Linked DNA regions of Mus musculus: region 2 is linked to region 1. A link is a loop called in an ENCODE intact Hi-C map of the cell type or tissue named here. Cell type or tissue: left cerebral cortex. All regions are shown on one strand.

Region 1 (2,500 bases):
AGAAAATCCTGTGAGTCTTCATTTGCATGGCAATGACATGCCTTTGGTGGAGACAGAGTGCTGTATCAGAGAGCAAATGGTTGGCTTTTCCAGGAAGCCTCCTGCACCTGAAACTCTCCATTCATGGTCTTCTAAAAACACAAAGCATATGGACAATTTATGCTGAGGGGGAGAAATTGAAGCTTTTCTCATTTCTGTTGGTATTTTCCGTTATGTTTTTTAAAAAATTACAGCTTTGGCTGCCTTTAGAATTTTATCGTCTCTAAACTATTTGTGATGTCTGTACCCAATTCTCCTTTTAAATCTCTCCTTTGAGGGGAGATGTGCACAGCACACCTTATTAATCAGGAAGCCCGTGGGATGTCCTCTCTTTCAAGTACTTTGAAAATCGCTTACGTCTCTTCTGCCATTTCTGGCAACTCTTTATCAAAGGAAAGAACATAATTCCCTATGTCAACTTTGTGATCTAGATCACAGTGCCTGCTCTAAACTGGGTTTATCAAAGACGGCTATACTATCTGTTGGAACGCACATTGGGAAAACTGTGGGGGGAAGTCAGGGAGCCCCCAGCGCAGGAGTAGATGAGGTAGGAGAGCCATTCTATAATTAGATCCATTCACGGGGGCTCCCCACATCTTACAGCGATTTTTCTCTTTGCCACAGGAATGCTTTAAGTCTCTTCTCTTCTTCCCTTCACACCTAAGCATTTGTTTATGAATCAAAAAATACTTGACATGGAGATGGGGGATGGGGATGCAAACCGAAGGAACCGTAGCCATATTGAGATTAATCAAAATGAAGATAAGCCATCTTTGAAGTTACAGTAAGCCATCCGGGAACTAAGATTCACTGCTGAAACCTTCAGCTCTGTTCATTTGCACCTTGCCTTGTGCCGAACAAATCAGGAAGTGAAACCCAGTAATGACCTACATTTATCAGTAGCCCGCTGGAAAAGAAGGTCCTGAGCTATAGTTCTCCAGTTCCACCCCTCCCCATCCCACCCACACACACCCAGCAGGACGCACACATGCGCAGAGGCAAATTTTTCCACACTATATTCCAGACAGCCTTACCGCTGTTGCTGTGCAGTGAAAGCCACTGATGAATGGTTTGCTTAGGAGCAAAACTGTGAGTTTCTCGGGCTGCTAGGAGAGCCAGTTTTTACCCAAAACAGCTGCGAAACCAGACTGACTTTCCACCTCCCTTGTTGAATACAGGAACTCTTGGCACAATCACAGTGCAAGTAGCACAGGCTCTACCGGGTTACCATTATAGAAACAGACTTGGCCAGCAGGAAGTATTTACATCCTGCACGAAACCCTGATGTTTGACATGAAACCGGAGCTGCTCGCTATGGGTTCAGAGAACAAAAGTCCCCATCTTTGAACTTGCCTCCTAGCCCAAACAAACAAATATTCTTCTTTCCTCTCCATCAAATACCTCAACCCCAACTACTTGCTTCACTGAACTTCTTCATACTGTGCAAATACAGGAAATAAACAAGCTCTGTGCTCTTTCGCCCGGAATGAAACGCACACCCCCGCCACCAAGGATACCACCCAGCTTGGGCTGAGCCTCGCAACGCCTCAGACATCTCCTAAATATGGCGATTATAATTTAATGGAAACAAGCTGGGCTTCCTTCCACAAAAGCAAGGCAAGTTCTGCTGCAGCTAACTGCATGTGAATTTGAGAGCCCTAACTGACATCGAGGCATTTACCAGATCCTGCATAATAAAGAGTAACCGGGCAAAGGAGGGAAATGAGAGAAGGTAGAGTTTCGAGGCTGAGCAAATGGGACCCCAAGATCCAGGAGAAAGAACTACCAACCTCTGACCTTGGCAAGGTTATGATACAAGAAAATAATTTGAAGCCAATGTCCAACCTGTAACTGAAAAAAAATCCAGGGAGGTTTACCAAGTGAACAATTCACTCGAATTAGACTGTATCAGTTTACATCTTTGCTGCGGTAATATAACCATGCACTTAGGAAATGGGTGTGTGTACATGGACAGACAGGAGCTCCGGTATCCAGAAGGAAACTATGTCGTTATTTGCTTCTCAATTTTACTTGGATTTCATAAGCATATGTGGGCAAGGGATACTTGGAAAGAGGTCAAGGGTCATATGCTGGGGGCACAGAAAAGTGATTTTAATGTTGATGGTTTTGATTGTTTTGTGTGTGCCCCATCTCTCTGAGGTTCCCTTCCTTCACCTGCAACAAGGGACCCTCTTAAGACCTGAGGATGTTGCAGTAAGAAATGAGAACCTGGTAGTGGTTCCCAATAACCCTAATGCTGAGACCTTTAATACAGTTCCCCGTGATGTGGTGCCCTCCAATGATAAGATTATTTTCATTGCCACTTCATAATTCTGCTACTGTGATAAGTCATCGTGTAAATATTTTGAAGATAGAAGTTTGCCAAAAGAGTCTCGACCCACAGGTTGAGAACTACTGCTTTAGATACATCTCTAGGGTTGAATGTAAGGGAAGGAAATGG
Region 2 (2,500 bases), 310 kb after region 1:
TAATAAGTTACAATTATGCTGGTCATTTAATTTGCAATTATTTGCTTTTTGTCAATCCCGGATAAATGATGCCGGACAGGTAATGATGCCTGGGATTAATGCTGCCTTTACTAATTTGCTTTAAGCAGATTTTGAACTGCGGCATATGCGAGTGCTATGCTGTTACATGAGATTGACACTACCTTAGATGACAACAGATTGCATAGGTGAGTCACTAGGAGGACAGATAATAAGTATTTTAAAATGCACCATCATCGCCATTAAGGAAAATATTTCCTGCATGTGCTCAGGACTGTGCTAGAATATAGCTTTATTAAGAATTGATTTGAAAAATTGCCTTTACTTTAAAGATTGGGAAGATACCCCAGACGTTTTTCATTTGAAAAATCCGAAAAATAGCTATAGAGCTATTATATAACAGTAAAGAATACGGTTGGGTCACTTGGATAATTTTTGGTTTTGGTGTGCATCAATAACTGCTTCCAAATGCTACCGAAATTCTTAAGGATATGAAAACATATGAGAGTAGAAAGCTTCATCCACAAAATTGTCTTAGTAAGTATTTTAAGGCAGGGATAGCACTTCAGAGTTTAGGGTGAATCGAAGATGTACTTTAGCCTTTTTTTTTTTTTTTTAATGTCAAACAAAAACAACTTCTGCAACCACAAGTCTTCCCGCAGGTAATTCTTTTCATGACTAGAGTCAAAAACAAACGAGACAGAGACATCTGGGGTAGGGGGAGCGTTAAAAGGAGGCTTCACAAGTAAGATATGAAGGGAGTAGAGAGAATAGGTTTTAAAAGCAGAAAACACAAGGCGAGGAAGAGATCATGGTTTCTTATTTTTCTCTCCTCCCTCCACTTTCTCGCCTCACCAATCTGTTAGCCCACCTCAAATTTAGAGGCGGGTTCAGCGAGACCAGGCTGCAGGAAACCCAAGTTTCCCTGCATTGCCACCCTGGCTATATGATGTAATTGTTATTTATTGAGACTCTGAACCCAGCAAGAGCTGCTTTAAAGAAGTGACAGCCCATCTCCTAGTCCTGTTGGGTCAGATCCTTCCTGGGGGTGGTGCAGTTTGGCGGGCAGACCCTGCTGGAGACTTCGCAGTGACAAAGCAGCAGAAGAGAAACCAGGTTCCTGGGTCCTGCGTCCGTCTAGGGAGCTAGCTGTGCACTCCTCAGGTCTCCTTTCCAGTTTTCCGCTTGGAATCATGCCATATTTATCACTGGGTCCTACTAGGTGCTGAGCATGGGGTCAAAATGACCTAGAGTTATACAGCGCCGCAGCTTCCGGGATTTGAGCGGGACACAGATTTTAAGGAGGTGGAAATTGAGGGTGGGTAAAGGGCGCCAAAAGAACGCGTGTTTGTGGGGTGAAACGGGAGAAAGGGAGACACTTAAGGTGCCAGCACGTAGGCTGGGGAACCTGGGGTAGGATTAAGGTGCCCCGACGCCCCTGTGGTGCCCCCAGCGTTTGCCCCGGCACGGGTGACATGGGCGATCGCCTGGCCCCTAGCGGGGAATCTGTCCAGGCGGCTGGCTGGACGGGGCTGGGAAGCCAGGGCGCCGGCTCGGGAAGCACAGCACCCCCTCCTTCTCCGGGTCCAACCGCGTCCTCTCTCTGCCTTCAAGGCCGATCAGTCCCGGACCCCCACCCGGAGCACCGGCGAGGAGGCCTGCAGACGCCCGGTGGGCTCCCCGGCTCCGCCGAGCCTCCGGGTGCGCGCTCGGCCCGGGTGACAATGGGAGGGAGGGGCAGAAAAGGGTTAAGAAACTTGGCTGAAGAGCTGAATGGCGTGGAGCAGCGAGGGGAGGGACCCGGCCGCCGCGAAGTCGGCGGCGGAGGGAGGAGCGCGGCTGCGGCGGGCGGGCGGCGAGCGAGGCGCTCAAAGTCAGCCTCGCAGACATTGCAGCAGAGCCCCGAACTCGGGAGGCGACGGCGACCGCGGCGCAGGCGGAGGACGAGCCGGCCCCAGCCCGCCCGAGCGCAGCGCCCGTGGCCTCGCGCGGCCGCAGGGCACGGCTAACCTGGGAAGGAGGGAGCGACGCGGATCGGCGGCCCGGAGCCGCGGCGGCCTCGGTGAGTGGCAATCGCGGCCCGGGCTCCGTGCGGAGCTCGCGGGAGCGGACGCCGCGCCGCCCGGGCACGGCCTGGGTGCGCGGCCCGTGGAGGCGGCGGAGGCCGGGGGAGGCCCGCGGGGAGCTCCGGGAACACGGATCCCGGGGACAGCCCTCCGCCGCGCCCCGCTCCGGCTCTCCCCTGGAACTCGCGGGCCCGGCCGGCGCAGCCGCCAAGTTGTGGAGTTCCCAGCCGCGGGCTCGTCCGTGCCAGCCTTGGCGCGAGGGGCGCAGCCGCCCTGGGTGTTCTGCGCCGGGACCCACGCGGGTGGCCGGGTCGCGGGGCCCCGGTCGAGCTCGCCCGCCCAGCTGCCCCCGTTGGCCCCGAGCCCCGGGCGCTGGCTGCCGCGCCGCTCGGTCCTGCCGCCCAGCGGTGCTCTCG

The links. Hi-C counts contacts between places; a loop is a spot of excess contacts. Peaks named below come from ENCODE experiments on the same cell type or tissue, not always from the same donor. Only the 100,000 strongest peaks of a DNase experiment are listed, where the experiment ranks them.
Region 2: a loop joins it to region 1, with 6 times the contacts of the local background. A loop is called at or near these places in 8 of 42 quality-filtered maps.

The regions. Positions count from the first base shown.
Region 1 is chr16:76,679,219-76,681,718 of GRCm38, reverse strand. No RefSeq gene overlaps it. Among named protein-coding and RNA genes, the nearest start is that of Gm30790, 99 kb to the left of the region's middle. In left cerebral cortex, no CTCF peak of the experiment used is centred here; DNase peaks (open chromatin) are centred at 656, 1,152 and 1,494; H3K4me3 peaks cover 1,482 bases; H3K27ac peaks cover 1,339 bases.
Region 2 is chr16:76,372,452-76,374,951 of GRCm38, reverse strand. It overlaps Nrip1 (nuclear receptor interacting protein 1), which reads left to right and starts at 1,903. Exons shown (of 4, transcript NM_173440.3): 1 at 1,903-2,080. In left cerebral cortex, a CTCF peak has its summit at 1,526; DNase peaks (open chromatin) are centred at 1,082, 1,726 and 2,249; H3K4me3 peaks cover 2,161 bases; H3K27ac peaks cover 2,246 bases.